Linked DNA regions of Mus musculus: regions 2 and 3 are each linked to region 1. A link is a contact called in ENCODE Hi-C data. All regions are on one chromosome and are shown on one strand. Each heading gives the region's core, a stretch centred on a gene start or an enhancer-like site at or near the end of the contact. The rest is flanking DNA. Distances are from core to core; before and after follow the strand shown.

What was found. Hi-C counts contacts between places; a loop is a spot of excess contacts on that map.
Region 2: a loop to region 1 is called in a map of heart, with 12 times the contacts of the local background. The contact joins the promoter of Rev3l here to the promoter of Hdac2 in region 1. A Hi-C loop is called at or near these places in 2 of 37 maps with a recorded cell type or tissue (heart and left cerebral cortex).
Region 3: a map of v-Abl transformed pro-B cells shows a loop between it and region 1 (5-fold over the local background). The contact joins the promoter of Nt5dc1 here to the promoter of Hdac2 in region 1. A Hi-C loop is called at or near these places in 2 of 37 maps with a recorded cell type or tissue (T-helper 17 cell and v-Abl transformed pro-B cells).

Annotation. Positions count from the first base shown.
Region 1 is chr10:36,973,103-36,976,283 of GRCm38, reverse strand. It overlaps Hdac2 (histone deacetylase 2), which reads right to left and starts at 1,740. Exons shown (of 14, transcript NM_008229.2): 1 at 1,481-1,740. The coding sequence starts at 1,532.
Region 2 is chr10:39,730,428-39,733,608 of GRCm38, reverse strand. Rev3l (REV3 like, DNA directed polymerase zeta catalytic subunit) reads right to left here and starts at 1,449. Exons shown (of 32, transcript NM_011264.3): 1 at 996-1,449. The coding sequence starts at 1,134. E130307A14Rik (RIKEN cDNA E130307A14 gene) reads left to right here and starts at 1,602. Exons shown (of 3, transcript NR_038037.1): 1 at 1,602-1,871.
Region 3 is chr10:34,417,106-34,420,286 of GRCm38, reverse strand. Nt5dc1 (5'-nucleotidase domain containing 1) reads left to right here and starts at 1,736. Exons shown (of 12, transcript NM_176968.5): 1 at 1,736-1,926. The coding sequence starts at 1,834.

The DNA of each region.
Region 1 (3,181 bases), core at 491-2,990:
AGGGCTTTGCTATGACCCCAACGTCATAATGTAACTCATGTTTAAACCGACATGCTCTCCCATCTCTGCTCTCCATGATGGTGTAACTTCAAATAAACATGCAATACAGTTTGAGTCCTCTCAAACTTCCAATTAAGCCAGGCCATGGTGGCACATATCTTTAATCCCAGGATCTGGGAGGCAGAGGCAGGTGGATCTCTATGAGTTAGAGCCTCATTTACACAGTGAGTTTCAGGACAGCCAGGTCAACTTAGAGCCTGTCTCAAAAAACAAAACAGCCTTTTCCATTTTGGCCTAGCTTTCTGTAAGGTTTTTGGTTTTCCAGCCAATGACAGGTGGCTATTTTATTTAAAGCTTGTATTAAAAGATTCTGTCAAACCAAGAAAATGCACGACTATTTTAACAAGTTTAAGTGTTTCATTCAGCCTAGTTCTCTAATCTACCTCTCCAAACACTGTGACTTCAATACAACTACAGAAAACGCTCCCAATTTCATATTGCTTTGTGGAGATCAAGCGTTCAATCAATGAGCTTCGAAAGTTCTGTCAAATTTCCTTATTACTTCTCTCAATGGTTTATCTATTGATGTCTTGGGTGAAATCTGTATAGGCAGGGCACCATTCCATTTGGTGTAACTGAACCCAGAGACTATTACTACTTATACTCCAAATTAGAAAATCCTTACAGTCACCTTGTACCGTTCACTGCATTGTGAATATTTAGTCCACTTCTCAAAGTTTCCTGCAGCAAGGTCTTCACCACAGTAGAAGAGTTCCTAAGCAAGATGCCGGTGTTCTTTCCTAACCCCCCAGAGCAGGGTATTATAGCAGATCGAACAAAGAGCAACAAAGAAGGGGGAGGTAATAACCTCCCATAGAGACATGCCAGGACCCATCAAACAAGAACAACTGCACGCTTCCTCTCTCCTACCACTTCCCAACGACCTACCTACTTCCAACTCAAAACCCCTTAATTGTCACCGAGGAAGTGCAGCCCTTCCATTTGAACCCTGAGAAAGTGGAGCTCGAAGAACGCGAACAAAGGCGAGGGATGTAGTCCACGCAAAACACCAGCGAGACAGCGCCGCTCTGCGAACTTGGCCACCGGCCAGCAGTAACTCCTCCGCAGCCCCACCCGGGTGCCGGGGTCCCGGGTGAGGCTGGAAGCGCAGCGCGGACAGATCGGGGGCGAGAAGGGGGGACCGGGAGAGCGGGGGAGGGGACAGGGACGTGGGGCGGAGCTCCAGGACGCCAGCTTTGTGCAGTCAGGCCCAGGGTGCCAACTGGGGTTCCTCGGGAGACCGGTCAGAGGCAGTGCACCCTAAACCTGCGTGTGCCCGAGAGGACCCGAGAGGAGCGAAGGCGGGCGTCCCCGAGACGCCACCGCTGGGTAGGCCGTGTTGGTGTCCCCGCGGGCTGCCACCCCCGACACCCCGCCGCGCCCTCCCCGCATCCCGGCTGCAGGCTCCTCGGCCACTCACCATCATAGTAGTAGCACACTTTCTTCTTGCCGCCTCCTTGACTGTACGCCATGGGCTCAGGCCGCCGCCTCCCGGCTGCGGCTCCTCCTCCGGCTGCTCCCGCCCGCCGCGGCCCGGCGGCCAGACAAGAGGGCTGACGGGGACGGCCGGTGCTGCAGCCCTCGGAGCAAGGGCAGCCCGGAGCGGGACGGCGGCGGGTGCCGGGAGGGCCGTAGGGCACAGAGCGGGATAGGCAGCGGCGCCGACGCGCGACACTCGGCAGGGGTAGGCCTCCGGGCGGCGGGGCTGCGAGGCGGGAGCGACCACTGCGGCTGCGCGGAGGGGGGCACCACAACTACGGTCGGGAGGGAGCGACCGGGACGGAGTGGACGCCACCGGCCAGGGCGACAGTAGTGTTTCTACGGGTAGTCACACACAGTCCGGAGGTGCGCACAAGCGGACTTTAGCCCCTTGCTCAGAGACCCGGACGCGCAGCAGTGAGGTTCACCCCTCGGTCTTACGCGCACTGGTTGCGCCTGGGCCGAGCCTGCGCACTCCGCGCCTGCTCAAACGAATCCCGGGCAGTCTAGACCCCTCCTCCAGGGCTCATGCCGCTCCCCTCCCCCACCGCCGCGACGCTCCGGCCCGAGCCCGCCACGTGCCGCGGGGACCCCGAGGGGCCTCGGCTTGAGAGCTCCCTAGGGCTGCCTCCCCCCACACACACACCCGCTACCTGGTGGTCCGATATTCCCACGTGTTTCAATTCTCTTGTTCTCCCTCATTGGCTCCTGATAACTACTCTTGAGTTACAGAGAGGTTAATGGCAGACTCCTTGTATCTCCTGGGTTTAATAAGCATTTCCAGGACTCGGTATAAGCACTGTTCCCAGCATCCATACCTGCTCGTAATAAACACCATTTAAAGCTGTCAAAAGTGCTGGGATGTACGTGCCATGTCCATCTCCTTATAGGTGTGGGCAAAAGAAGGAGTATAGTGCTCTCAATTGCTAAATAATAGTCATCTGAGGACCGAAGGGGTGTCGAACTTTTCAAGACTCCACGTGCTTTGTCTACTTTATCAGACTGGATGTGCTTCTAGCCAGACAATTCAAAAGAATTGGTTTAAATATTGGAGTCCCTGTGTTTAATAGCCTGGCGTTTATTGTGCACCTGTCTAAACCAACCTGCTTAAAGGATGCATAAAGGATGGAAGCTGACTGTCTAATGAAATACTCACACACCTGAACTGTTATTATTTAAAATTCCAGCTACATGCACACACTACTTCCTCCCTTAAGAGGAGGTGTTGAAGTAAGAACCATACTGAGTCACTAACAAAAATCATTATTTTTCTACTTTCGGATCCCCAGGACTCTTAATACATAAAGCACCAATCTTCCAGGCTTAACCCCAAGAGACTTAGAATTACTCCAAGGTACCCCTCACCACAACCACTTCTCTCCCAAGCCTACAGTTTTAACAAGACCCTGGGAGATTAACGTGGTTGGGTCAGGGACCACAGTGGAGAGAGCTAGCTTTGATGTTAATGTTGATTACAGAGTATTGTTTGCTTCATTTTCTCTATCAGTTCCCAAGTCAACCATGCAAGGTTTTGAAAACAGAATGAGATGCTTAAGCAAACACTATTGTTCTTCCCCAGACCAAACACGGGGGAAGTAGGAAATAAGACTTGATTTTTTTCAGGGAGACTTCTAGCCTCTGT
Region 2 (3,181 bases), core at 200-2,699, 2.8 Mb before region 1:
ATACGGCTTTACCATTTCATCTTAACAGTTTAAAGCATGTAAAAAGACGCAAAACTGAAAGATAAAAACGCAAAACCTTGTATATCTGGCCCCTAACCTATTTATATTATAAACCCAAAGAGTGTTCCAGAACATAGCTTGTCATTTCCCCCCCCCACCATTTCTTCAAAATGGCTTTTTTTTTTTTAATCTATTTTTAAAATGCAACCCTGCAACCCAGCCTAGAGGAATTTTAAAATGCCTATGCTGCTGAGCTTGGCTGTGTTTCCTAACGAATCCACCCCCATTAGGTGTAGTATTTTATGTTGGGCGACACAAACACGTAGTTCCTATTTCCATGGATGCACATTTCCTGAAAGCATTGCACCTGAGGATGCCGCTCTGTCCCTGTCGAGGCATTAAACTCTAAGCAGTCACGACCTGCACTCACAGAAGAGCCACATGGTCACTTCAATGAGAAAAATTATCTGGCCCCGGGCGCCACTTTCTACAGCCACAGCATCTCCGGCAGGGGCAGAGGAGAGCGAGGGTGAACAGAGGCAACCGGGAGCGACGGACAACACGCCTGACACTTCGCCTCTGCCCTCAAAGCCTTTTCTCGAACGGGGCACTAGGGACACGTAGCGAGTGGCCGGGGTCTCCGCCGGGGACCGACCTCTAAGGACCCGCGAACTCGTCCTTGGGGACGAGGCGCAGCCACCCGACCCACCGAGGCAGGGGCTCCAGCCTGCTCGCCGCTCGCAAAGGAGAGACCGGGCGCCCGCCGCCTCTCTGCCGCGGAGGGGGGCGCAGCGCTCACGCGAGCCCACATTTTTTTTTCTTTTGCGCCTCCTGTCACGCGCGCGAGAGAGAAGGCGAGCAAAGCCGAGAACAGGGCAGACTCCGCAGCGACCCTGTAGAGGGCCGCCGGCGGCGGCGTGCGCGCGAGTGCGCGGAGGGAGGGCAGCCCCGACGACCCGGCGCCCGCGCTCCCGCTCCCGCCCGCTCCCGCTTACCTGCCGGGGTCGCCCCGAAGACTCGTACCACCGGCACCTTCTTGACAGGGAGCTGGGTGAGCGGGGATTGGCAGGTATCCAGCCCCGGCAGCGGGCTGGCCATGTAGTAGTCGGCAGTCACTATCCGCACAGAAAACATGTTCGCCGCCGCCGCCACCGCCACCGCCTCCCCTCCACTCAGCGACCTGGCAGCAGCGGCGGCGGCGGGCTCCGCAGAGGCGCCTCCTCCCCTTCCTCCTCGGTTCGGCTTTTCCCCCCCGCCCCTCGCACGGACGCCGGGACGAGCGGCAGCGGCGGCGGCGCGCGGAGGCTGCGGAGGCTGTGTGCTGCCGCCGCCTCCTCAGACGCTCCGGGCGAGAGGCAGCGGGAGAGAAGCCCTCGCGCGTTCGTCGGGTCGGGTGGTACCGCTGCTGCTGCCGCCACGGCCGCCGCCGCCGGGAATCACACGGGCTCCTCGGTCCCAGGCTGCAGCTCTTGTTGCCATGATGATGATGTCACGGACGCAACCACTGGGGGAGGGGAGGAGGGGTGTGTGTGTGCGCGCGCGCGAGCGGCGACGGGGGGGGGGGAGGAGGCGGGCGGGCGCGCGCCCGGGGTGGGAGGGGACGAGGAGGGGGTTCTCCCCCGCTCGGAGCGCGCGGCTGGGGAAGAAGCTGGCGGGAAGCCGGGCCGCGCGCCGAGGAATCGATGATTCGGCCTGTGGGCCGGGTCACTGCGGCGGGGCCCGGGGAGCGCCGATAGCATGGATAGGCTCAGAGGGGCGCAGGGTTTTGGCGGCTTCCCGAGTTCCCCTCGCCGACCGCCATGTCACATCTTACGGAAGAGGCGGGGGCTGCCGCGGAGAGGATATTTTTTGTTTTGTTTTGTTTTCACAAGGTAAGGGAAGCCGCCAGCGGGAGAAGGGAGGCGCGGCACAGACCTCGGGCGGCCCTGGCCGAGCGGGAGGGTGGGAAGGAGGGAGGGCGGGCCGGGCGGGCGAGCGAGCGGGCGGGCGGAGCGTTGGACGTGCCGGCCCTTCTCAGGTAACGCGGCGGCGGAGCTGGAGCCCGGGCCAGCTCGAGGGGCGGGGGCGCGCGGGCCTCGGCCTATAAAAGGGCCGCCCTGGCGCTCGCTCCCTCCTCCGCCCTCCCCTCCCCCCAGCTCCGGGCGAGCCTCGCGCCCCGCCTCGCCCGCCTCCTCTTCTGCGGTGCTGCAGTGACTGCGCCCGGCCACTTAAGGAGATTTATTCACGCGCGGCCCTGCCCAGCTTTGCCCAAGCTGGGCAGATACACCGACAGCACAGGGATTTCCCACCGTCGTGGTTTTCTCCACCCCCCCACTCCCCCACCGCCTGCCCCTCTCGCACTAGGACAACCACTGTGGGTTCCCCCGCGCAGGCTACACACACACACCCCACACACACACGCGGCACGAGCGAGAACACGGAAAGACTTGTTTGCTCCACTCACCTCCCTCCCTCCACTCCTCTCGCGGCTGCTCGGAGAGCCCCGAGAGCCTTTCAGAGAAAATGTTGGCAAAAGGGAAAGGCTCCTAAAAGTCGGCGTGTTTTCATTCACTCTTAGTGCAAGATTTTACTACGGGTTGACACAGAAGAAAAAGGGGGTGGGGTAAGACATAAAATAAAAACCAACTTTATTTGGAGCTAGAAAGGAGATGAAGTGGCACAGTTAGGGATTGGGGGGTGCGGGGGCAACAGATGCTGCTGGTGAGGATGTTAAATTAGAACCTATGGATTTTGTCTGGCTTGGTCACTAATACTGGGCGTGACCTCGGACAAATAATTTGATTTTTTTAGGCCTCGTTTTTCACAGGTGAGTCGTCGCCGCCGCCCCCCCCCCCAATTCCGCCCCAACAAAAAGATTAAAGTAATAGGAAGCAGAAACTACAGTTTTCAGCTTTGAAATTTGCCACTGAAATTAGGACACTTGACAGTCATTATCCATCCAAAGTAGAGTTCATTCTGTCCCACTTAAAAAATTATACAGGTGCATTTTACTGCTTGTTATATTGCCTTGTATCTGGAGTGGGGTGAGAGCTCCTTGTTCACAGTCAATTGTGGATTTTCACATAAAATCAAAAGGCTTAAAGGGACACATTGCAGAACGCAGCGTTCCATACTAACAAATGTTAATATGAATTTATGCTTAGGGTGATTTGAGACTAATCAATACAGTAAATTTGCCTCA
Region 3 (3,181 bases), core at 487-2,986, 2.6 Mb after region 1:
GTAGTACAGGCCTTTAATCCCAGGAGACTGAGGCAAGGTGATATCTGGATTCAAGGTCAGCCTGGGACAAAGCAAGTCCTAGATCCAGGCATGGTGGTATGCACCTTTAATCTGAGCCACACTTTCTCATAGAAGCCTACCCAGGGACATTGGAAGAAGGAAGATTCACTCTTTTTCTTTTTCTTTTTTATTAATATTTTTTATTACTACGTATTTTCCTCAATTACATTTAGAATGCTATCCCCCATACCCCCCACACACACACACTTCCCTACCCACCCATTCCCATTTTTGGGCCCTGGCATTCCCCTGTACTGGGGCATATAAAGTTTGCGTGTCCAATAGGCCTCTCTTTCCAGTGATGGCCGACTAGGCCATCTTTTGATACATATGCAGCTAGAGTCAAGAGCTCCGGGGTACTGGTTAGTTCATATTGTTGTTCCACCTATAGGGTTGTAGATCCCTTTAGCTCCTTGGATATGTTCTCTAGCTCCTCCATTGGGGGCTTTGTGATCCATCCAATAGCTGACTGTGAGCATCCACTTCTGTGTTTGCTAGGCCCCAGCCTAGTCTCACAAGACCTACTTCTACAGAAGACCAGTTCAAACAACTAGCCTCACGGGACGGAGCAACTACCAAACTCTTCGAATTCCTATTAACAGTTGACCAATGCTCGGTGAGTTGAACTACAGACTATAAGTCATCACAATACATTCCTTTAATATATAGAGAACTCATTCCATAAGTTCTGTGTCTTTAGAGAACCCTGACTAATACAACCAGCCTTGGTGTTTTTGGTAAGGTGGTCTTCCATAATACGTAATATATTTTTTAATGCATTCCAATGGCTGAAATGATGCCAGGAATGTCTTTCATGTCTTATTACCAAACTATAGAGTAATAAAGCTGTTGATTCAACTTTCAAAGTCCACTTACCAAACTGTATGCTAAAGGGGTCTGTATTAGTCAGAGTTTTACTGCTGTGAACAGACACCATGACCAAGGCAAGTCTTATAAAAAACAACATTTAATTGGGGCTGGCTTACAGGTACAGAGGTTCAGTCCATTATCATCAAGGTGGGAGCATGGCAGCATCCAGGCAGGCATGGTGCAGGCAGAGCTGAGCGTTCTATGTCTTCATCCAAAGGCTGCTAGTGGAAGACTGACTTCCAGGCAACTAGGGTGAGGATCTTATGCCCACGCCCACAGTGACACACCTATTCCAACCTGGTCACACCTATTCCAACAAGGCCACACCTCCAAATGGTGTCACTCCCTAGTCCAAGAATATACAAACCATCACAGGGTCCAACAGTTATTTGTGCTCATAATTTTCTCACACACTGCTCCCACACTCAAGCCTCAAGGGATGAGGTTTCACTGGTATCATTTAGTAGTGTGGCGCCTGAAAAATGAACGAGAATTCCCACTAATTCTGTGAAACCTTAAGCTACATTAAGGACATTGGCTAGCAGGGTCCTAGTTGAGCATTTTAGCTCCTGCTGCACTGTACTAGCTGGAAGCAAGCCGTGGAACTGGCCTGAACCAGCCAGCAAAACTGGGGCGATCCAGGAGGCAGACAGGCCACTGACTTGGAGACGCGGGAGTGTGCTCAGAACCCGCCCTACTTGACTAGCTCCTCCCGACCAGACCACGCCCCGCCCGTCTGTCTTATATAAGCCTCCGCCCCGCCAAGCTCCGCCCCGTCAAGCCCCGCCCCGTCAAGCCCCGCCCCGCTCCGCGTCCTGCCTGCGAGTTACGCTTGTAGAGTCCCGGCAACTTCTCGCATGCTCTACCGGCCTTCCGGTCTGCGTTACCCGCCGCTGCCCTGCCATGGCTCAGCACTTCTCCCTGGGCGCCTGCGACGTGGTCGGCTTCGATCTCGACCACACGCTGTGCCGCTACAACCTGCCCGAGAGCGCCCGGGTGAGTGGCACGGACAGCCTCTAAAGGCGGCTGTGTAGAGTGTCGTAGGTCCCCGGCCGCTGGGCGGAAGTGTACTTTCAGGGGTTCTGCGGTCTTGAGGAGGAAGCCAGGGGCAGAAGATAGCGCAAGACCGAGCCGGGAAGCCGACTTGTAGAACCCTGAAAAAGCGGGGTCAGGGGCTTTGTGTGTCATTTGTTGATCCCAGGCCCTATTATTTTTTCCAACTCCTCTGGGCACCAGCTGAGTGGGTACAGCCACTTGTTTTGAACTTCAAGAAAACATGGCTGCATCTTTCCTTTTGCACACCCAAGTAATCACCTGTCAGAGTTTAAGTATTTCATACAGGGAGAGACTGTATAATAAATAGTATTGTGAGAAACACTGGGAGAAGTCGTTAACATCTTAGACCTCCTTTTGTCTTTACCAAGAGAAGAAAACAAGCATTTATTGTGCACGTACTACTTGATCTGTGCGTTTTAAATAAAGTTGTAATCTCAACAGAATCTACCCAGAATATGAGGGGATTAGATTGCTTTATTTGTAGGCTTATACCCTCATCTTAATCGCCCTGCTTTCTCTGACCCTTTGGGTTCACAAGAAACTAAAGAATTAAGAATATCACAGTGAGAAGTCTAAGCAGGACTCTGCAGTCAAAGTCCCTGGTTCGGGACCCTGGCACCAAGTGCCTAGCCCTGTGACACTGGGCAAATAATCTGGGTTCCTTCTCAATTAACCTTTCGAGGATTAAGTGTGCAGCCGATTGTTTGCTATTACGGTTAGCACCCACCACATCACTAGTGCAGACCACAGTCAGTGTAGTCCTGTCAGTGCCCCAGTTGGTCAGATTCTCCAAAATCAAAAATGAGGCTCCTGAATCACTCCGGTGTGTTTTCAAGCATACAGATGCTTTAAAAAAAAAAAAAGGTGTGTGTCCCTGCTGGGGCTCTGTTTTGCTTGCCAGTTGCACAGATCTCATTTCCTTTCTCATAGTTTAAAGACATTTAAGTCTTGGTCCTTTGGCTACTCTTTCAGAGTGTTCTCTGGGTGCTAATTTCTTTCCTTCCACGGCGTTCAGATTCCAGTCTGGTTCATCTTATGCCCTTCATCTGTATTCACTGTCGTTCATGGAGAATGTTGTTTAACCTCTGTCATGTTAAAAAGCCAGTTTTGTGCGTGTGTGAGCATACACATTTTAGGATAGAAGATTCAGAAGATACTCTACTGCAAGTTTTGAATCGCAGTGCTGATTAAAGGC